Regions from separate parts of the Homo sapiens genome. Here all the other regions are linked to region 1. The links are chromatin loops, found by intact Hi-C in ENCODE. Cell type or tissue: PC-3. All regions are shown on one strand. Region 1 overlaps SYCP2 (synaptonemal complex protein 2). Region 2 overlaps PHACTR3 (phosphatase and actin regulator 3). Region 3 overlaps PHACTR3 (phosphatase and actin regulator 3).

Region 1 (8,000 bases):
AGTTAATTTAATCAATTGTATTCTCAGTCTAGACACCATGCTTTACTACACTCCTCTAAATAAATAATTAAAATTCTCTTTTTTTTTTTGTCTTTTGGTCCATTTTATTCCCTATCCCTAGGGTTATTTTCTTTACCTGTGCAAATCATCCAATGTTCATATGCCCAGTATTTGTATCCTTCTTTAATAAAGTATCCTCTGGTGTTACACAGATATACACATATCAATAACAGTGCATATAAGCCTTTATTAAGTATACTTTAGATTTTACATAAAGAATTTCTATTATCTCATTCTGCATTTTTTATGCTTTATATTGTGTTTGAGATGCACCATATTCTGAGATACAGATCTTCTTCATTATATTCAGCTACTGAATTCAGTTGCATCACTCACCACATTTCATGTTTACCTCCTCACCCAACACACTGACAGAGGCAGTTTTCAGTTTCTTGATATTAGAAGAAATGCTTCAGTAAATATTTTTATATTCCCTTTGTGCTTCTGAGTTTCTCTAAAGTGTAAAATTAGAAGTGGAACTACTGTGTCATATGGTATTCAAGTTTACATTTTTACCCAATGCTATCAAACTCTTTTTCAAAGTGCAGTTATTTGCTTCCCACCAGGAGTACATACATGATTTCCAATTTCCTTTATTCCCACTGTGACTTCGTAGTATCAGTCTCTTTAGTTTTTGCCAATATGGTGGATGGTGGAGAGGGGACTGGTTATTGTTTTACTAGCATTCTGATTACCATGGAGGTAGCATTTTCATTTCTTTATTAGCCAGTTGAGTTTTACTTTCTGAATGACCTCTTCTTCTTTTCCATTTTTGCTGTTGGGTTATTGCTTTTTTTTCCTCCTTGATTTGTTAAGTTCTTCATAATAATACTTTTTATGTTAATCCTTAGTCTCTTATTCCATTGCAAATGTCTTCCTAGTATGCTGCCTCTCTTTTACAAACAGTGATGCACAAAAAGTTAAAATCTATTACTTTTTATGTTTTGTGCATTTGTTTTAAATTCTTTCCTCTTGGAACATCTTAGTGATAGCCTCCTGAATTTTCTGCTAATAGTTTATAAACATTTACTTTTTACATTCATGTAGTTAATTTATCTAGACCTTATTTTTTTATGGCAAAATAGATTTCTAATGTTATTTTTTCCACATGCCAAGTCACTTTTCCCAGACCATTTATTGACCAGTTTACCTTTCCCGATTTGCGAAACCATCTGACTCAAATATGAACTTCCAATATATGCTTATGTGTTTGAATTCTGTTTTGTTTTATTGATCCATTTGTTTTCCATTCTTAATACTTCACTGTTTATAGTTATTTCTTGTGACTTTGTAATATGTTTTAATATCAAATAAGGTGATTTTTCTTCTCTAATATTTTAAAAGTTATTTTAGTATTAGAGCAGCATTATTCCTCCATACATGTTTTAAAAGAATTAGCCAAATCTCTCAAATTATTATTTTGTGATTTTTACTGGAATTGCTTTGGAGTTTAGAAATTCAGATGTTTATTTTAGTGAAGCATTGATGGTTTTATAATGTTAAGTCCTTCCATTAATGAATAGGAACAACTCCATGTATTCATATCTCTTGTTAAGATCTTTTTGTTAGATTTATTCATTTTAGTTATTTATATTAAAAAATGCAATTGTCTGATTATTGCTAATATAAAAAGGAACACTGTAGATATTTATGTTGAGCCTCGCTGGAATCTCTCAAAGGTCCTCTGATAAACAGCATTCCTCTTTCTTCCTGGGTTCTGACAGAGTAGGAAAAGAAACGTAACCTTCATTAGTCCTATATTGGCTAGGTTCATGGGTGTGAGTTTAGGTTGTTGGCCTAGTGAATTTGCTAATACTGAGCTCCAGAATTGAGCAAACTTACTGCCCAAGGCACTGCAAGGTAATTGAGTTAGACCTTTCCAGCCCTGCATTTTTCACCTTCCACCCTGGAAGAGAAAGCTTACTGTATTGACTCCAGAAAAAAAGGACAGAACAAAATACTGACTTTCTCACAGGGGCAGAGCTTCCAGAAGGAACAAAACTGAAAACAACATGAAACTCCTCTTTCAGTTTTCATGTAAACAAAAGGGTGAGCCTGAGCTGAGCCTGGCTCATTTTCCTTCCCAAATTTACCAATCAAATATTTCCAGCTCCTCAGTGGTGATGTAAATTAAAGAAATAGAGAGAGGCCGATGGTATACTCAGTCTTTCTCACGGAAGCTAGGAGTAGGGAAAAGGTATTTCTCTCTAACATTTCCTAGCTTTTTGTTCACTTAATTATTAACCTGTTTTTTGGAGGAGATTTATCTGGATGGTTCTTTTCCTTTCTTCATGAGGCCATTACCTTCTTTTGGGTATTCTCTTTGGATTGTGGAAGAACTTTAGATGTTGACCCTGGAAGAAGATTCTACTTTGGGTTAGAACAGAAAATTGAAACCTAATGCCACTCTATATCTGAGGCAGAAATGTCACTGTTTTACTTCCCATTCCAAATTATCTCTAGATATATGGTAGAGCCTTTGATGTACTATACTGAACAAAGGTATTTGGCAATACATAAAGATGTTTCAGCAGTAAAATGCCAACAAATTTGAATGTAAAGATTTTCTGTTTTGAACATCTCAGGGAACATTAAGGTTGCAAGATTAAAACCCTTTACAAGTTAAAGACCAAGGACTGAAAGATTTAAGTGTCCAGAATCCTTTTTTTGTGCTTCTGAATTTAAAAGTCTAAAGGCCAAAACTTTTAAGTCCCAAAGACACATTCTCAACAAATCTCATTACGTTCAAGTGCAGTCAGATTCTTTGGTGGAGTTGGAGTTCTTTCATCAGCTGTAGCTTCAGCTGTTTTCCATGGAAAGGAAGTACCAGTTATATGTTCTCAGAAACTGTTTGTCCAATGCCAAAGTTCTGGTATATATTTCCAGTAGACCAGTCTCTGTCAGTTATCCAGAATCTGACTTGTTTCACTTTAATTGAAATGGAGAAAATATTTCAGCAAGAGGCTAATTTTGGCACTACATTTGAGGAAAATTTCTATAATTATGTCACCCTGTAATGGCATTGCTGCCTTATGTGCAAGGGGGTAACCCAGGCTGCCCTGGTTACTAGCTCTTATATGACATGTTTTCCTTCCCCACCCAGTACATTCAAAACCTCAACTTTTATTTCTTCTTTGAATCCCATGTTTTTGGCATTCCAATATTAAGTTTGGGCTTTATGTAGTGACTGTTATGGGTTGAATTGTGTTCCCCTAAAAAGATATGTGAGATTCTAATTCCCAGTATCTCAGAATGTGACCTTTTCTGGAAATAGGGTCTTTTGCATTTAACCAAGTTAAGTTATTAACTTATTATTTAAGTTATTAGGGTGGGCCCTAACCCAATATATATTTATAAAAAGGGGAAATTTGGATACAGATATGCATAGAAGACAATGTGAAAAGTAAAAGGAAGAATACCATGTGATAAAGGAGGCAGAGAGTGGATTTATACTGCCACAAGTCAAAGAATGTCGGCAGCTACCAGAAGCTTAAAGATCCTTCTTCCAGCACTTTCAGAGGGAGTATGATCCTACTGACCCCTTTACTTTAGACGTCTTGCCTCCACACTGAGATAATTTCTGCTGTTCTAAGCCATCCAGTTTGTGGCACTTTGTTAAGGCAACCCTAGGAAATTAATACAGTGAGAGTCCACACATAGCTGTGAGCAAACATTTTTCTTCTTGTTACAGAGGCAGTTGGCACAATTCCATCCCTTATGGAATTTATTGGATTTATGAAACCTGTCTTACAGGAGAAGGTTCCTCCTTCAATCCATATTTGTTTTGGCTGGAGACTGTCTCCCAGCAGATTCCTGAATGGAAGCTGCTTTTGTTACTTCTAAAGTTTGTTTCCTTAATACTAGGAGGTGGGGTTAGGAAGAATTCTGAGCCTATAGACAAACATAAATTCAGAGCTATTATTTCCACAGTTCTCTGTGAGGTTTTGACAAACTAGTGAGGTTTTAAAGCAGGCAGTATTGTTCTGCTTCACTTCATCTAAATGAACACTCATGAACTTCTGGTTTTCTTAAAAAAAGAAATCTAACAGATTGATAATAAATTATAGTACCTACATGCATTTGGGAGCAGTAGTAGTCCCAGTAATCCTCTGTTTGATGAGGAAATCTTCCCTCTATTTAAAACATTTAGGAATCAAAGATGTCAATTATAACCTTGTTACCAGGGCAATACGTTAACAAGTGAGGCAACTGGTCAGAGTTATAGACTCTTTTGAAGGTGGAAGGTCAGAGGCTATGACATTAAATAGGCTGAGGTGCCAAAATAGGACCCTTTTATTCAGTTCATGTTTCCAAGAGTATGTTTACATTAACTGATAACCAGATAACTTAGTAACAGTTGTGAATATTCACACATGTGAATAATGTACAAGAGAAAAATACTTTCATCTGTGTGGCCTGCCTTGTTCTCTCAATGATGTTTTCCAACAGAGTTCTTTCTTTTGTTAAATCCTATGCTCATGGATTGAGAAAATCAATAGGTTATTTTAAGTTCTGGGCTACATGTGCAAGATGTGCAGGTTTGTTGCATAGGAAAATGTGTGTCATGGTGGTTTGCTGCACCTATCAACCTGTAAGTATTAAACTAAGCATGCATTAGCCATTTTTCCTAATGCTCTCCCTCCTGCTGCCCCACCAGGCACCAGTGTGTGTTGTTCCCCTCCCTGTATCCATGTGTTCTCATTGAACAAGAGTTTCTGATTTTAAGGTTGTCCAACTTATCAGTTGTCTTTTATGGTTAGAGCTTTTTATAATCTTGCTTATTGCTTATTGCAGGTCATGAAGATGTTCTAATATATTATGTTCTAGAAACTTAATTGTTCTCAATTTTCATTCCACCTGGAAATGGTGTTTGCATATGGTATGAGATGGTATGAAGTAGTGAGGTTTTGTTATATTTCTTATGAACATCCAGTTGAACAGTATAGATTAATTGAAAAGATTATCTTACCCTTTCCTTACTGCTTTATGTTCTACCTTGATCATAAGTCAAGTCATGTGTATAGGTCTGTTTCTGGATTCTCTTTTCAGTACCATCTGTGTTGGACTTTTATGGTAAATCCAACAGTAATATAGTTTTATTAGCTTTCTTTTGTTTGTGTGGTAGCTATCTTTTCTTTTTATTTCCAACTGTTTTGTAGCCCTTTATTTAAGGTATATCTCTTAAAATATAATATTTTTGGACAGCATATAGTTTTAAAAATGATTAACCTACCCGACAATCCAACTTTTTTCTTTTTAATTTTTGTGGGTACATAGTAGGTGTCAATGGAGTATGTAAGATGTTTTGATACAGGCACGCAATGTTAAATGAGCACATTATGGAGAATGGGGTATCCATCCCTCAAGCACTGATCCTTTGAGGACAATCTGCCTTTTAATTGGAGTTGTAGGGGAGGCAAAACTTTACCTCTTCCCTTTTAGAGTTAAATTGACATAGACAGATCAACTGGAGAAAAACACACAAATTTCTTTAATACATGTTTTACATGACACAGGATCCCTCATAAGAACATGAAGACCCAAAGAAGTAGTTAGGGTCAGTTATATACTGAATTGGACAAAGAATAGTAAGTTGTGAACTAAGATAAGGCAAAGAGGCCTTAGGCTAGGGTAGTTAATTGGGTGGAGAAATGACTAGGAAGATAGGAGTGGGTTTAACAAAGTTTGGTTGTACAGATTTTCTTAATTTTAACTTCCCCTCCTTAATTATAAGATTACTTCTCTTTTGGTATAGAGAGGACATCTTTCACATGGGAATTTCATTTCCTGCTTTTAGGAAACAGAATGAAGGTGGGAGTGATCTTGTACCTGCTGTTTTTTGTTGAGTGCCTTTAATTTAAAATAGTCAATATGTCAGAGCAGCATATTGGGAGGGTGACATTCTTACTTCTTCAGAGTATTTAATATATTTTACTTTCAATGTAATTATTGATATGTAACTTTTAATCTATCACCTTACTTTGTGTTGTCTGTTTTTCTTTCTTCTTCTGGGTCTCTTTCTGTTTCTCTCTCTCTCTCTGGATTGATTAAAATGAAAACATTACAGCCTCCCTCCTCACACTTAGCTTAGTAGTTACGTATTCTTTCACTACTCATTTAGTGGTTACCTTAGAAATGATGACATGCATTCTTTTTGTTTATTTTAGAGACAGAGTCTCCCTCTCTTGACTAGGCTAGAGTACAGTGTTGTAGTCATAGCTCACTGTAACCTTCAACTTCTAGGCTCAAGCAATTTCTCACCCCAGCCTCCAGAGTAGCTGGGATTACAGGCACACACCACTATACCCAGCTAATTAAAAAAAAATTTTTTTGTAGACATGGAGTTTTGTAACATACAATATTTAAAAAAAAAATTCCCATAATTATTAAAATGAGATGGTAAGAAACATAATCATCAGACTTTATTATTTATAAATGAATAATACTATCAGGCACATGGTTCCTCTCAGAATAACCTTAGTACTTTGTTCCAAAAAAGACAGGCAAATAATTATGCATATTCTACAAAACACAATAGGGATACAGAGCTTTGAGGAAGACTACAGCAATGATTTGCATTTTCTTGACCAAAATAATGTTAATTCCTTAGGTGTTCATGGCAGGGAGAATCAATGACGTTTATCTTTGATCTTTGTCAGAAACACACAAGATAGGATTGTTTGAAGTGATTTAATCTATTTTTGGTCCTGTTTTCATAAGCATGGAATCTCTCTTTAGAACCTGGTGGATATTTTCTATTAGCCATATTGCAATATATTAATTTGTGGCAGTTATTTGTATTTGCATCCCATGGTCTTTAAGGACCCAGATAACTTTGGGAAAGTGAGGTCCTCACCTTAATTTCAGCATTCAACCAGAAACTGGGAGTTCTTTCTTTCCTGAACACTCTTGTGGACATATGAAATGCATTTGAGTTATCTTTTCCTCACTCCTTTCCTTGCATATTTTGATCCTGTTCATTGTTAGTATATCTGCATATTCCTCCTTTCTTGAATATTAATAGCCCAAATTTCATTTGCACATTAATTCAAGAGTTTTTTTTTTTCCTTGTTCTCAGAGGTGGAACAAGTATAGCAGGGAATCACTGGAAAGGGAGATCCAGGTTATTCTTTCACTAACTAGCTTTGTGACCTTTTGGCAGGATATTTGACATTAATTTAAGTAATCTATAAAAAGGAAGAGCTTGACTAAATGATCTTCAGGCTTTTCTCTAGAAACTTATTTGATCATATTCAAATGTGTAATTTAATAAACAGGTGTTTAGTGAGGAAGTTAATGTTGCCTTTGGTATAAATAACAAATGCATATTTATGTGTGTAAGATATTTAAACTGATAAACACATGAAACAGATTGTGAGATACAGAAAATATATGTTTTCTTTTATAGGTGTTTATTTTGTCTTGCTTTTTTTTTTTTTTTAAATGAAGTCAAAATGCCAATAAGACCAGATCTCCAGGTATGTAGTCCTAGACCAAAAGTAAGTATTTTCATTCTGAAAATCACTTTTTGTTTACTTATAGGTATTCAGTGCTATGTTTTTAGCAATGATAAAGCTTACATGTTTTTATGAAATGGTCAAGAATAGTTTAAATAAAGTGTCCTTTCATGTATTCATTAGATGTTTGCAAAAGCTATGTTAAGAATATTTATAAAGTATTAAAAATGCTGATTCTTTATACCTACCTTTTACATTGAAAAGAATTATGCACTGATTCATGCATAATTTATGCTTGGATATTTTTGTATTAAGTTTTAGAGGTTAAGATATTGTGTATTTAGGTAAAGTGTAAGTGTTAATAATCTATTCAACATGTATGCAGTTCACAGCCAAACCTGTTTAGTGATCAGGTTGTAGTATGAACATTTGTTATTAATGAAGTTGTACTTTAATAGCAAGGATGGCAGATTTTAATAATGT
Region 2 (8,000 bases), 77 kb after region 1:
TTCTGCCTTGCCTCCACAAACTCCACTTCTGTAAATTCTGTGTGGTAGGAAACTTGTATGTCTTATTCATCACAATTTTCAGAAGCTAAAAGAGTGTCTGGAAAAGTAGGCTTACAACAATGTGAATGAACAAAGTAATGAATACGGCAGTTTTTTTTTTGTTGTTTTTTTTTTTTTTTTTTTTTGAGACGGAGTCTCGCTCTGTCGCCCAGGCCGGACTGCGGACTGCAGTGGCGCAATCTCGGCTCACTGCAAGCTCCGCTTCCCGGGTTCACGCCATTCTCCTGCCTCAGCCTCCCGAGTAGCTGGGACTACAGGCGCCCGCCACCGCGCCCGGCTAATTTTTTGTATTTTTAGTAGAGACGGGGTTTCACCTTGTTAGCCAGGATGGTCTCGATCTCCTGACCTCATGATCCACCCGCCTCGGCCTCCCAAAGTGCTGGGATTACAGGCGTGAGCCACCGCGCCCGGCCAATACGGCAGTTTTAAGTAGGAATTTACTAAGTTCAAAGCGAACTAATGTGTCTCCTAAAATTCAAGTCCTATATGGTGTCAGCATTTTCATTGTAATTGATAAAGTATTAACCAGCCATTTGAACATCTATTATATGATATGCACTGAGCTCAAGTCTAGATACACAAATGAGTAATAAATGAACCCTTCCATGGTGTTACAGCTCTTTTAGAATATGTCTAGCAGGTTTTTCAGTTTTCACCAGAATGCCCACCTCAAAACAGAGATGAACTCCCTACTTAAAAATGAGGATATGTGTGCTTTTAATGTCATGCAGAATCATACAGATTTCCATTTCATTGGACCCTTAGAGGAATCATATAGGCAAATCAAATGTACATAGACTTCATTGTTAAGACAATGTATTTGTAATGGTTAGCTTTAGTTTTTCTATTTAAAGGCGCATGAAAATATTCTGAATTGACGTCTACAGGAGAACAACATTTTAGGAATACAGGTGTGTTGAGTGACATCAATATGTTGTACCATCTTGAGCTTTAGATAATATACTTTTAGCTTATGCTGTGATAGCAACAATTTTAAATAAAAGGAACTTGGAGGAGTGGAAGTCACACTAATGAAACACTTGCCTTTAATAATGATGAGGCTTTATTTACCTAATTTGATGTACATTTTGTACAAGTCAAATACAAAGACAATTGGGTTTATAAATGAGTATTGAAATTTGGAATAGATTTGAAGTTAAAAGGTTTTAAGCTTATTTAAAAACAATTTAGCTATTTGACTTCTGTGTAATTCATTTCTAAAATGTTCTATTATATGTTTATTTAAATTTTTTAAGTTCAGAGCAAGATCTAGCAAAGTTTGTCCTGAGGGGCTATACAGAAAATGTCGTAGGCTTTGTGGCCCAGAAGGCAAATTTCAGAGTATCACGTCGGTGCTTATTATAATCATTTCAATTGTAACCATTTAAATATATAAAAACCATTCTTAGCTTACTGGCCACTAAAAGGGCAGGGGCTGGCCAGATTTGGTCTGTGGGCTGTAGTTTGCAGACTTCAAGTTCGGAAGGGAAATCTTATAGATCAGAACTCTCTGTTCTTTATTATAAAATTTTTCCTTAGTTTATCTTACTGTTTCACAGAAATAGTGATTTAAATCAATTTTGCATAGCAGAGGCTAATGAGTATATTAATTAATATAGCTAAAATTCTTGATTGTTCTATTTTAAACATATTAAAAATAAATGATCATTGTAGCTAATGACTTAAATTTCTTACCTGGATTGTAATCTAACACCCTGGTGTAGGTTTACCGCATGTCCTCAACCAAATAGAGCTGTAAGGTGGTAACTGTCCCAGAAGTACACATGGAAAAGGACATGGAAGAGAAGAAATTTTACGTTAGTATAGCTAGGCAGAAACCTAAATACTAAATTCTACAGCCATTACTGTAGTGATCTCATTGCCACCAAATCGTAGTATTATGGATGGCCAACACCAACTTAAAAGGCCAGCAGATCCTTTAAATGAATAATAGATGGAGTGGTTTTCATACAGCATTTAATTCAACATGAAATTTGTAGTCTACAGTGACAAATTCTGCCAACTCTGAGTTCAGTGCCTAGTGTTGAGCTTCACAGTTGCTGGAGTTAGTTCTTTAACCATTCTGTTACCACCTATTAACAGTTAAACCACATACAGTTAGTGTATAAGTTTCTTATCTAATTAAAACTTAAAGTATGGAAGAATCATATATGCTATGAATAAACAAGTAGAATTTTGAGCAAAATAAAATACCAGCAAATAATATCAACAAACAAATCTAACTTGGAATGTAAAAATTGAAGCAAGATGATAGGTGGTTCTGGAGATTGTGCTTTCTGCCACATCAGGTGTCACCATTATAATTAAGAAGTAGGCTATCTGGAAAGCAGAGAATGGACTGGTGGTATAGACCAGTCTTTTAGGGAACACACCTGAATTGTAGTAATACATTCAGTGTATGTATTTTTGAGAAGGGATAATAAACTGCATTTAGAAAGGAATAATACACATATGTAACATGTCTGCAACTTGAAACATTAAATTATTGTCATATGTACCATATATCCAGATTTCTTTCCTCCCATTGCTTAGTAAGAAAACTGAATTTTTAGAATTTCCCCATTTATATCTTTAAGATTTACAGTTGAGATTAAAAACTTTGAAAAGGTTTTTTAAGAAAATTTTTATTACTTTAAAAATACTGCTCTATTTTCATAGAACTATGGAACTGCTAACCAGTACTTTCTGTTGTTCATTCGAACAAACATTTTTTGTTTGAACTAGTAGTATGTTCCTAGTATCATCACTGTAAATAAATTTGCAGCTAAATAAGCAAATGGGATTTATAGAAATCTACTTTTTGAAAATATTTTTCATATATTCAGTTTCATATGTTCACTTGCTTACGAATATCTTCTGAGATGTTTTCATATGAAAAATGGAGAAAAAGGTCTCTGGAAAAAAACTAGACAAATGGGTATCGGAAGCATATAGTAATAGCAGTTTTAATAGTACGATTAGGATTTTGCATTTCTGAGCTTGAATTTGTTGTTGAAGGACTGTAGGTACATAGCTAAAAACTTTGACTTTACTTCCAATGTATAATAAATGTAGGCCTGTAATTACCATATCTTTCCACAAGGTGGATGTCTTGATGTTAGGTTCTTCCTCCCCGCTCCCACCACCATTTCAATTGTCAAAAAATTACTTAGGTGATATGATTTCAAAGTCTCTTTATTTTATTTTTATATTTTTTGAGACAGGGTCTTGCTCTGTTGCCCTGGTTGGAGTGCAGTGGTGCAATCACGGCTCACTATGGCCTTAACCTCCCGGGCTCAAGTGATCCTGCCACCTCAGCCTCCCTAGTAGCTGGGACTACAGGCGCATACCACCATGCCCAGCTAATTTTTTGTTTTGTAGAGATGGAGTTTCGCTATGTTGCCCAGGCTGGTGTCGAACTCCTGGACTAAAGCAATCCACTCATCTCGGCCTCCCAAAGTGCTGGGATTACAGGCATGAGCCACCATGCCCAGCCCCCTTTAAATTTTTTTAGAAATACTTTTTACAAAGTCATATAATGTAGTATTTCCTCTATTACATTAGCTTAAAAGTTACTAGATGTTTCTAGAAGATATTTAATTTCCTCTCACTAAATTACTAACATGCTTGTAAAAATGTTTTGAACTCCTTAAAAACAGAACTTATGATTTAAATATTCATGGTTGCTTTAATAATTTTTTCTGAAAATAGGGGCAAATGATTTGTAAATTTATTGCATAAAAAGCTCATTATTGAATACTAGTAATGAAGAATTCTGATAATTCATATATACTGTTATTCAGTAGGACAAATAGTTTTTTCTAAATCTGTTGGCTGTTAAGTATATAAACTTTCTCTTCAAATTATAAATATATGCAAATGCGTGTACATATACATGTATGTCATCAGTGTAATATGACTTGTGAATTGCTTTTTAATTTTATTCCTCTAACTTGATAGTTGTGATGTGCAGGTGGAGAGTAAATATACTTGATTCAATTTTAGTTTATCTCTTAACCCTTATAATACCTGATAAGAACATGAAATATGTAAGTATAGAGTAATAGTTTGTGCATAATAAAAACACAATGGTAGAAGTTAGATACTATTGCCACAAATTTTGATTTAAGTGAATATGTCTGCTGGTTTTAGGATATCTTAGAACCTTTGAGTCTGAACCAGTCCAAACCCTCCTTTGGTTATCCTGCACTTTACCTTTTTAGTTTTATTATCCACTAGTTATGGGACTTGGGGAAAAAACTAAATATATGTCCCATCTAACCAGGTCATTTCTAACTATAGGATCTGCCTGGTTCTTTTGTTAAGCAGTACTGATCTTTTGTACTTTGGGGGCCAAGGTGGTTTCTAAACAGTAGCACCTTTTCCTTTTCTGTTTCATAGTAAATATATTAATATTTCTATGTGAGGGAAATTGAAATCTTAGTTTTACATAATTTGGGCTCCCATTAATATTTTAAATTGAATATTAAATACAGAGAGCTTCTAATATGTTGCTTAAGATAGAAAAGAGGTAAAGTTTTGGCTACAAATAATGGGTTATGAATAACAGAAAATATATAATGTATATATATATATATATATCAAATCCTTTAAATTTAACTGACTTCTAATTAGAAAGGATTTAGATACATTTCACAAACAAATTGAGGCTCAGAGAAGTCAACTGATTCACAGAAGGTTACAGAGCAGCTAAGAGGTAGAGCTGGAATTTTTCTACCATAACAATTTCTTATTAAAAAAAACTATAATTCAATGAATAGTGTGTTTTGCTAGTCTCTAGGACTGATCATAAGTCACTTTGGACAAAGTGCTAACATAAAGACTTGGCAGTTTCTGTGGGCGTCTGACCCAGTAGCAGTCTTAAGTAGAAAAGGAAAAATAGTGGAAAGCAATGAGGTAGCATATGTGGCAAGAAGTCATAGAGGACACTCAGTTGCTCCAGGTGCTACCTGGCAACCATATCAGTAGCTAACATTTATTGGATTCCCAGAACGTCCTCAGCAATGTGCCAGCACTTTAGCTACTTTGTCTTATTTAGATACTACAGCAATGTTGTGTGAGAGAGATATGACCATACTATAGAAAAAACAAGTAACTTGTTGAATAGCACAGAGCTTGGATTTGTGCACAAGTTCTGCAAGCTCTGAAAGTCATGCTCCAAGTTACTGTGCTTCCTGCCTCACCAGTATACCAGGAGGGAAGGAGGAGGGAAGGCTCATCTCTGTAAGGACACTTATTTGAAAGCCAATTAAAAATATTTTTCAGGGAACATGTATTGTTAGTTTCCCCCTTTGTGCCAAGATTTTCACCTTTGTGCTGGGGTAAATTTCCTTTCTTTAACAGTGTTTGCAGAGGTGAGCTTAAAAATACTCTAAAGAGGCATACTTTTCATTTTGATAGAATTTTTCAACAAATTATTGCTTATTTCTTGGTTAAAGGCACTCAATTTGATTTTCTAAGGCACAAACCAAACACATAAAAAGTTGGAATTCTCATTCATGTGTTTGGATTCTGATCGTTCACAAGTAAAAATTGACTTGTTTCACAGATCCCTGTTCTAAAGTACCACTCATCCCAACCACAAGAAAATGTAAAGCCTGGGTTAATTTCCTGCAATAAGTAGTCATTTAATTAAAGAACAAAATTAACAGGAATCAAAATGTTGCAGCTGTATTTTTTGTTAGACATTATATAAAAAAGGAAAAGTATAATACAGTAAATCATCTTGTATAACATGAACTTAAAGAGTTTTCAAATTAATTATGATCAGGATAAAAATGTCTTTTGAACATAATACTGAATGACACTGTCACATGTCCCTCATGTCAGAGGCCTGGGAGTGGTGAGCCTGCACATGCACGTTGCCCGTCCTCCATTACACTGCAGAACTGTAAAACAAGGTTGAAAGGCAAACAACAGTTTTCTTCTGATAGAGTTATGTTGGGTCTTAACTGACCCCAACAGTTCACACTCCTCAGACACCAAAGAAGGAAGGAAGTGTGTCCTCTGGTTACTCCTCTTGCAGGTAAGTGTGGTCAAGATTGCACCTGTGTGTGTGATCCTACTCTTCTCACAAACACAGCAGGTAGGGTAGTCTTGAGCTGAACTTCAGGAAAGTTCCCTGATGAATGTTCAGTGTTGGTATCAAAAAATTAAACACAAATTCTTCTCAGAAGAAAATCTCTATGGCCTGTGGAATCTAGAGATTATAAAAAAGACAAAGAATTTAAGGTTATTCATTTCTAGCAGTTAAAATAGCCAAAAACCTTATACAAATAAATTTGCTGCTATTAAAAAGATTCTCAGAAGTCCCATATGTAAAACATGAGGATGGAGCTACTCTGGTTAAAATAGGGTAGAGTCTCAGAGGGCTCCCCACTCTCAGGCCCCTGTTATATGCTGAATTCTTAGGACTATCTAGAACTTAGTTTTAAACCTGTGAGTTAAAAGCCCTTGAAGTACACAGAAAGGCCAGGGCTTTGCTAAATCAGTAGAAATGATGAATTTGTTAATAAATTATTGAAAATTATAGTAGAGTTATGACTTTTTGTAGAGTAATATGTTCATAGTAATTTTAAAACTCTTAAAATCTCATAACCAAAAATACCGTTCTGACTCTTGAATTGTTGAAATAATTTTAGGGTCTTTATACCACATTTTAAGTATTAGAGTCATTATTTTAGAAAGCTATCAACTTAGGACAATAAACATCTTTACTAAACATTTAATAATGTATAATCGGAAAATGTACAAAATTGAGATTGCAATATATAGAATATGTATTCATTCTATTTAAGACAGAATGAACATTAAATGTAATTGTGCATGATTTACTGAAACTGTTTTTCCTAAACATTCATATGACCTATTCCTCCATATGACCTATTCCTCCCCAAAAGTATGTTAGTCATGGGAGGGAACCTTAAAAAACAAACTCTTTGCATAATTTTTTCCTATTCATCCAACTTTCCCTTCCCCTTGATATATTCACCCTAAAACCATTGGTTAAGGTGGAATTCCATTGTACTTAGTTTCTGTTCTATAGCCACATTAATCTTACAGAGTAAATCTTTCAGATAACAATTGCAGTGGCCACTTTGGAACAAACAGAAAACTAAAGCTATTATTTTAGTTTAAGGCAGTATCTATATGCAGGATTTCCTTTCTCTTTGTATGTGGGCCTTGAGCATCTTCAGATAAAGGAGAAGACAAAGCAACTGATACAGTTGAAGGCTTGTTGCATCACAGTCATCTGCTTTAGAATCAGAGATGTTTGAGAACTTCACATAATTACTACCGGTCATGGCCATGGAAAAGAAGTGGGGGGAAATACTGAAAAAATATGCAGTTCAATAAGTAAAGAGAGTTAAATCTTTTCCCAACTTCGTCATCACTAAGAAGCCCAGTGTCATCCCTTGCATATCATAGCATAGACAGAGAATATATTCATCTTAATGGGAAAAGTCTTGATTATGGGAGAATCAGCCAATATATTCCCAATGGGACATAAACTCCATGAAGATGGGAGCCTCCTTTATCATATTCACTATTGCATTCTCAGCACTTACTCAAATATTTACTGAGGAAACAAATACTCAGCTTTAGGAGAACGCTGGCTGTGTTAAAGATGTGACTAATAATTTACGATAGGAAAAAGTAAATGTGAAGGTGGGGAGTGACTAATTTCACAAAAATCTGTAAGTATAAACAGGTGAGTTCTATAAATTGGAGGAATTCTGAATATTAGAGGGGAATTAAATACACAGAAAAATTACTTTCATTGCCTTGAGGCTTATTTTTGTTAAATATGCATTAACTACTTAAATAAACCGATATTGTTACCATACATATCACCTTTCACCAAGTCCTAAAGGAAATAATGGGAGCAGGCAGCATTCTTACTTGAGGTACATTCTATT
Region 3 (8,000 bases), 140 kb after region 1:
CTTAAAGAGAGAGGAGCAGGAGGCCACAGCAGCCCTCGCTGTCCCCCACAGAAGGGCCTTGGAGTAGGCAATCTCACATCATTGAGTTGTCAGGTTCTCAAAGTAATTCTCAGAGGGATCACCATGACCTTTTTTGAAGGGAAATTGAACCTCCAGCAGGTGCCAGCCCCACAGACTGGGACCCAAGTGGGCAAACTGAATGGCCACACAGAGCTCAGAGCCCAGCCAAGGCCCCCAGACACCAGGCTAGCCTGCACTCCCTGGGGGCACACACGCAGAAGCTGGGGAATGAGCAGGGCAAAGGGGAGGATCCCAGCCCCAGGCCTCCTGCCACAGAGGGGCTCAGTTGAGGAGGGAGCTGGCAAAACACCGAACTGACTCAGAAGTTTGAGCATCACAGGGGAAGGATATTCTGACCTCTGAATCCAAACAGTGTTTACGACTCAGACTCAGTGGCAGTTCACTACCTGCAAATAAACAGAAAAGTCTAGTGCTACCTGGGGATGCAGGGGAGGCAGAGGGCCGTTGGAAAACCAGAAGCAGGGGATGCAGAGGGCCGTTGGAAAACAAAATGAAGTAGGGGATGCAGAAGCAGGGGATGCAGAGGGCTGCTGGAAAACAAAATGAAGCAGCTTTAAGGATCGGACCTCACACGCTGTGCTGGTGCAACATGCCAGGGACACACCCACTGGACAGATGCTGGTGCTGCTGACCACGGCCTTCCTCTGTGGATGTGACTTGGCTTTCCTCACAGTGCATGCAGGAGGTGCTCAATAAACGCTCTTGACTGACTATATGGTCCCTGTCAGCGTGGAGCTGGGCAGGGCCCCTCTCTAGTCAACTCAGGTCGCTGGCGAATCATCTCCCGCTTCCTCCCCTCTGCGCTTTCTCTTGCAGCCAGGGGCCCACAGCTGCAAGAATGGAGTCCAGCAGCACCATCCCCACTCCCCAGCTCCTGCCAGTTTCTCCTCTCTGCCTCAGTCTCCCACATTATGATTCACCTGTGTACCACCGCTCTGCCCCAGAATTCACAAGTTGAAGCTTTGACCCACAATGTGACTGTATTTGTGGGTAGGGCCTGTAAGGAGGTAACTAAGGTTAAAGGAGGTTGCAAGAGCGGGGCCCTGATCTGATGGAACTGGTGTCCCTGTAGAGGAAACAGAGGCCAGAGTACTCATCACCCACTCTCACCAACCAGCACACAGGGGAACGGCCCTATAAAGACACAGAGAGAGGCCTCACTGGAAATCACCTTGTTCTTGGACTTTCAGCCTCCAGAATGGTAAGAAAACAAACGTCTGTCGTTTCAGGCATCCACTCTGTGGTATCCTGTTACGGCAGCTGGAGCTGACTCTGACACTCCCTGCAGACCCCATCCCCTCCTGCCTGAGCCTCCTCATGGCCCCTCCCTGTCTTTTCTCTGGAGCCCACCCTCCCACCCTCGGAAAGTCCTGGGGCCCTTTCCAAGGCTTGAATCATGACAGACGGCATCAGGTCTGCACTCCAGAAAGATCAGTTCAGCTGCAGGAGATCCCACACTGCTTCCCACCAGTGGCAGCAAGAGCAGCCAAGATTGAATGAGCCCTTGCGGTATGCCAGGCCCAGAGGCAGCCTTTGAATGCGTTTCCCATGTCATCTCCCCGCAGCCCTATAAGGCAGGTGCTAGGATTTAGTTTTCCTATTTTGCAGATGACAACGTCCCACAGTGTAGCCCAAGGCCACATAGCCAGGAGGTGAGTGACTTGGGACAACCCTCAGAGGCTTCACACTTTGGTGTCTTTTGAATTCCAGCTTTCTTTACAGGGTGAATAAAGGTCTCTCTCCCTGGCCAGTCCCTAGGTCTCACACTGGGCTATGCAACAACCACGCTACCCTGTGCACCTCACGCGTCTCATCTCCACGCCCAGGCTCAAGCTGTCCCTATGTGGAAAGCCTTTACCTTGATGACCAGGACTCCTCATTTTAAAGCTTTGGTTCTCCACCCTGGCAGCTCTTGAGAGTCACCTGGTGTTTGGGTCAGGGCTCTCCAGAGACACAGAAGCAATGGGATAGACACACACCACACACACATATACATATGCATACACATACATGTTTGTACATACACATTCTATATATACACATATATATATATATACATCCACACACACACATATATGTGCATATGTGTGTGTTTTAAGACATTTATTTTAAGGAATTGACTCATGCGATTGCGGGGGCTGTACAGTCCTGGATTTGGAGGGCAGGCCAGCGGCTGGAGTGGATTCCGCAGTCTTGAGGCAAGATTTCCTCTTCTCTGGGAAACTCCAATTTATTCTCAAACCTTTAACTGACTGGAGAGGGCCACTCAAAGCCCCTTAAAGTCACCGACTGCAGGTGACAACCACATCTACAAAATACCTTCACAGCAACATGCAGACTAGCATTTCAATAGCTGGGTGGAACAGCTCAGCCAAGAGGACACACAAGATTGACCTTCACCCTTGCGGAGCCTGCAAAGTGCAGAGGCCCAGGCCCCAGGGAGACGGATACAGTTCCTACCAATGCTTTTAAGAGCACACGGCTGGCCCAGAACAGCTGCTTTCAGATGCACAAATCACAGAGTACTCTTTGCCTGTGTCCATCTGGTGCTCATGCCCCAATCTTGAAATCACCTCCTGGGGGCTCCTGCCTCCCCCTTGCTGCAGGCACCTGCGGGCTGGGACCCTGGCTTGTATCACTGTGTCCACAGCACCCAGGGCAGTGCCTGGCACCTATGATGTGCTTACGCATTGGACGAACAGTAGGCTACAGTCATGTGCTGTGGAGCTGGAAAGCCCTGGATTCAAAATGGGCAAGTTTCATCCCCTCTCTTTGCCTCATTTTCCTCTACTGTTAACAAACAAACAAACAAAAAAAGCGGTAATAGCAGCTGTCTTATCACCTTGTCAAGGGACTTAGGCAATAAAATGCATGAAAAGTGCTTATCAAGGTACTTGATGGGAAATAATAGCTCAAACAAAAAAAAGGGCCGGGGTGGGGCGGGGCGGGGGGCAGCCCTGTTTCAGCTGATTGTCACTGGGGCTGTGCGTTCCCACTCTGAGAGCTCTGCTGCTTGGTGCTCAGCCAGAACCACCCTGGGCCAGACCTGCCTCCGCTGCAAGACGCCCACCAGGTCGTCCTGAGACCAGGTTCTCACAAGCATCCTGCATCCCAGCGAGCATCTCCAGCGCCATCTGGTGTCAGTGCAGGGAGTGGCTGGGTTTCCACAGCCTTTCAAATCTCTAGCCCCAACTTTCAAGAAAAGGCAGGGGCTGCCTGCTGTTCTGTGAAGTCACCATGGAGACGACTGTGGGGGAGTCCTCACTCGCTGCAGGTGGCTCTTCACTTTACAGAAGCATACACTGCACGAAGCCTTTCAGTACACCCTCCCCACACTTAAAATGGCATTCAAATAACACGTTAGCATTCACTTTTTACAAGTATGTCTACTGGGGAAAGGATCCCGGAGCCTGCAAAGAAGGCTTTCTTTACATTTAGACAGTACCAGGAACTGCCTGAGTGTTGCCTCTCTCCGTGTAACGTTCTCCATGTCATCAAATGCCCGTGTCACCACATTCTTGGCGTCACACATTTGTCTTAGGATTTTGATATGGTTTGGCTGTGTCCCCACCCAAATCTCATCTTGAATTGTAGCTCCCATAATTCCCAAGTGTTGTGGGAGGGACCCAATGGGAGATAATTGAATCATGGGGGTGGTTTCCCCCATACTTTTCTCGTGGTAGTGAATAAGTCTCATGAGATCTGGTGGTTTTATGAGGGAAAACTCCTTTTGCGTGGTTCTCATTCTCTCTTGCCTGCCACCATGATTGTGAGGCCTCCCCAGGCAGGTGCAACTGTAAGTCCATTAAACCTCTTTTTCTGGCTGGGTGTGGTGGCTCACACCTGTAATCCCAGCACTTTGAGAGGCCGAGGTGGGTGGATCACCTGAGGTCAGGAGTTCCAGACCAGCCTGGCCAACATGGTGAAACTCTGCCTCTACTAAAAATACAAAAATTAGCCAGGCATGGTGGTATGCACCTGTAATCCCAGCTACTTGGGAGGCTGGGGCAGGAGAATTGTTTGAACTCCGGAGGTGGAGGTTGCAGTGAGCCAAGATCGTGCCACGATACTCCAGCCTGGGCAACAGAGCAAGACTCTGTCTTAGAAAAAACAAAACAAAAAACAAAGCAAAACAAAATGAAAAAAACAACCACCTCTTTTTCCTTATAAATTACCCAGTCTCAGGTATGTTTTTATCAGCAGTGTGAAAACGGACTAATACACCTTTCAACTCCCGACCCAGCCCTCTTTTGCGTTGTTGAGTTTATGGTGAACATCAGCTTTTAAGGTCAGTCATGAGCTCCTAGAGGGTTGGAGACTGTGTCTAGTTTCTCCTTAGAATCCTTGAGGCCTAGATTGGGACATATAGTACTTGCTGAATACATAGCAAGGGTGTGTCTTAAGAAGCTTTAAAAAAAATCTATAAAGCCGGGAAATCCCGTATGTCCCTTTACTCTTGTACCGCCTAGCTGACTGGAATTGACTCATGGGATTGTGGGGGCTAGGATTTACTCTTTCACTCCTGCACCAGCACTAGAACCCCCCTGTGCTTGCTGAAATATACTTCCTAGGGCCTTACTCCTAGGACACAGTGGGGCAGGCTGTGCTAGAACATATTAATATGTACATAGTCACTCTCTCGGGTCACCTTTTATTACTATCTTGCATGTATATTTTATAAAGTACACAGTATATTAGCATGGTACCCCTAATGTATAGTTTATAAATAAATAATGTACAAATATCAGATTTTTTTCTTTTGCCGCTGGGACACACCCTCAGAAAACCTTGGCAGCAGGGCTACCACGTGAGCGCCATGTGCCCACACAGGCCAGGCCCTCCATGAGCGTTGTCTCATCCGCCCCCAGGACAACCTGACAAGGGGGTCACTGACATCACCTGTGAGCTACCGAAAGGCAGCCAGGGCCCAGATGTGCCACCACCTGCCCAGGGTCATCCCAATGGGCAGAGTAATCTGAGGCTGGGCGCCGTGGGTTACCCAACCTGGTCTGGGACGGGTGGCTCATGGCAGGTGCCATCGAGAGGCCTTCTTGAGGCTTGTTTCTCCTGACCAACCCAAAGGTCCCCGCCAGCCTGTCCTGGCACATAGACCCCGGTGATTAATTCCCCTTGCCCTTGTCCCTTGCTAAGCAGGCAAGCAAAACCACAGCCAGTTACACAAACACATGTAACTGCATGTCTGGATGGAGAACAGATGTACCTATGCAGCGGCAGGGACATCAACACTCTCACTGATGAATTGGCCGAGGAATGAGGAATAGCACAAATCAGCTACGGAACATTGACAAACTGGGAGCTAAACTTTGCTTCATGCCTGTGAGGCAGTATTTTGATGAGCGGTGGATGCCCAGTGCTTCCTTGTTCCTATATGCTCCTTAACCACAGTGATGATGAGGGTGACAGTGCTGATTACCACGGCAACCAGAACGCTCACTGAGCACAATGAGACAAAGCTATACTTCGGTGAGCACCCCTGTTGACCTTCATAAGAACTTTCTTGTCACCCCCATTTACAAGGGATAGAACTGAAGCACAGAGAGGTTAAGAAACTTTTCCAAGGTCACAGAGCTAGAAAGAAACATGTCGAGGCACGTGGGGTGGTCAAATCCTGCAGCAAGTCTCTCTACGCAGAGTAAGCCCCAGAGACGGAGGCCCACCCAGCTGCACAGACAGCCCTCCCTGTGACATTCCCAATGCCAGGGGCCAGATGTTTGTGTCCCCCAAAATTCCTATGTTGAAGCCTAACCCCAATGTGATGGTATTCGGGGGGTAGGGTCTTGGAAGGTGATTAGATCATTAGGTGGAACCCTCACCAATGGGATTGGTACCCTTAGGAAAGGGGCCTTAGAGAGCTCTGTGGCCCCTTCTGCCATGTGAGGACACATAGAAGGCACCACCTATGAGAAAGTGGGGCCTTGCCAAACCCCACGTGTCAGAACCTTGATCTTGGACTTCCCTGTCTCTGGAACTGTGAGGAATGAATTTCTGTTGTTTATAAGACACCCAGTCTAGGGATTTTGTTATGACAGCTCAAAGGGACTAAGACTACAGCATGGATGAAGTGGAGGGCCTGTGCTGTCCTTACATGGGCCCAGGTGAGACACAGTGGTGAGTCCTAGCCTGCAGCCTTGCTGTCATGAGCACCTGGGAGAAGCTGTCTGCAGGAGGAGCAGCAGCACAGGCAGCTGGGGGGCTCTGGAGAAGTCAGCTTCCTTCCATCAGTAGGTTCTTCCCTTGCAGCCCGGATTCCCATAGCAGCCCCTCAGTCCCTCGCTCCCCCTCATCACGTGTTTCTACTGCGCCCAGAGCTGGGACACTGTGAAAAACCAGACAGGTGTGGTCATGACTCTTGGGTTCAGCACAGAGAAAAGACAAAACACAAACATCTTTTTCTTGACAGGTTTTAAAACTTAAATCTTGGGGCAGTGACAACACAAAGACTGTTTCTCATAAAATTCGCTTTTGATGACTGGAGAATGAGCGCAAGGCCCTGCTCACCCACCGCTGACCAGGCATACCCACGAAGGCACCCCATGTGCAAGCCTGTGTGTGTGGGCACGCATGTGCATGTGGGCATAGGGCCTCCACCATTTCCAAAAATTAAATTCTCATGCAGATGCATTCTCCATTCTAATAGAGAACTGAAGTTCACAAAAACGTTTGATAACAAAAATTTTCTTTTTCACATGGGATAAGACAACGTCTGCCAAACCTCCCTCAACAGGGGAAAGAGAGGGAGAGAGGGAGAATAAATGAATAAATGAATAAAATAGTAGTTGTTGCGATTAATAATTGATTAATTTGCTGCCTGGTGCTTTCTGCTTTCACCCCATGGAGATGTGAAAACAATGTATCAGGCGAGACAGTGGGAATGGGGTTTGAACTCAACACACTGCAGAGAGAAGCAAATAACAACCATTATTCACCATTGTCTGCACCAGGCAAAGCAAAATACTCTTACAGGCCTTTCCTACTGTGAGTAATTTTCCCCCCAAAAAGCAACATTTATATACTTTCTGTATGACCAATATTGAATTTTCCCACAGCATTTTATCTCAGAGATCTATCACTTCTGGAGCATTGGGGACACAGTTGAGAATGTGACAAAAGCAAAGCACTGCTTTCTGCACTTGATTTCAGGGCTTCAGGGACCCTAGACTCTATACCCTGGGACCAGCACACAGAAGCCTCAATTTGCAAATGGCTGGAGGTTGCACCTCAGACATACCTGCCAGTTTGTGCAATGAGCCCAGCCCTCAACAAGGAGTTTCTCAGGGTCAGACAGGAATCCTGACCTTGGCCCACAAAAGGCCCATGGAGGAAAGGGGGCCTCACCCAGGGCTTGCAGATGACACCCCATGTAACACATTGCACGGTGCAGACAGCGGTGGGCCTGGGCCACGTTCACGACAGCAGTTTCCAGAATGAGTTTCTACAATGAGTGCTACCTTCCCCCACTCTCAGACCCCAGCTCAAAATCCGTGTTCACTTACAGACACTGGGTTTCGAGAACAAATAACAAGAGGCTCAGGTCTGAGCCACGCCATGGGAGAAACAGTCCAGGGATGAGGGCTCCCTGGACCTGGCACCTGTTAGTACTTTACAGGCACTGGCTTCTCTAATCCCCCATTGGCCCATTCTGGCTCATTCATGTAACTGATATTTATTTTGCACTTAGCACTCGTGAGCTGTGCGCACAGTAAGAACTACAGAGGCGAAGACTTGGTCTCGCGGAGCCCATGTGCTGGTAGAGAGGCTGCATGGGCAAAGCCAATGGTATTGGCGTCAGGGACGCTGCCGTAGGGGAAATAAGGTTGGGTGAGAAGAAGGGGCCAAGTGTTGCCACACAGCGGCCAGGTGGCTTCCTGCACTGAGCGATGTTTTAAACGCGGTGGAGC

Evidence for each region. A loop is a pair of places that touch in the nucleus more often than their neighbours do. Peaks named below come from ENCODE experiments on the same cell type or tissue, not always from the same donor. Only the 100,000 strongest peaks of a DNase experiment are listed, where the experiment ranks them.
Region 2: it touches region 1 in a loop (2.9-fold over the local background); 2 of 110 quality-filtered maps call a loop at or near these places.
Region 3: a loop joins it to region 1, with 4 times the contacts of the local background. A loop is called at or near these places in 10 of 110 quality-filtered maps.

The regions. Positions count from the first base shown.
Region 1 is chr20:59,921,928-59,929,927 of GRCh38, reverse strand. It overlaps SYCP2 (synaptonemal complex protein 2), which reads left to right. Exons shown (of 45, transcript NM_014258.4): 3 at 7,469-7,538. The coding sequence starts at 7,515. Among named protein-coding and RNA genes, the nearest start is that of SYCP2, 7.7 kb to the left of the region's middle. In PC-3, no CTCF peak of the experiment used is centred here; a DNase peak (open chromatin) is centred at 3,777; H3K4me3 peaks cover 411 bases; H3K27ac peaks cover 531 bases.
Region 2 is chr20:59,845,395-59,853,394 of GRCh38, reverse strand. It overlaps PHACTR3 (phosphatase and actin regulator 3), which reads right to left. Exons shown (of 13, transcript NM_080672.5): 13 at 5,684-6,280. The coding sequence ends at 6,265. It also overlaps the pseudogene RNU7-141P. Among named protein-coding and RNA genes, the nearest start is that of SYCP2, 84 kb to the left of the region's middle. In PC-3, a CTCF peak has its summit at 3,161 (motif pointing right); DNase peaks (open chromatin) are centred at 3,174 and 7,704; H3K4me3 peaks cover 792 bases; H3K27ac peaks cover 1,490 bases.
Region 3 is chr20:59,778,454-59,786,453 of GRCh38, reverse strand. The region is part of intron 7 of PHACTR3 (phosphatase and actin regulator 3); the gene reads right to left. Among named protein-coding and RNA genes, the nearest start is that of SYCP2, 150 kb to the left of the region's middle. In PC-3, CTCF peaks have their summits at 3,015 and 3,219 (motif pointing left); a DNase peak (open chromatin) is centred at 3,213.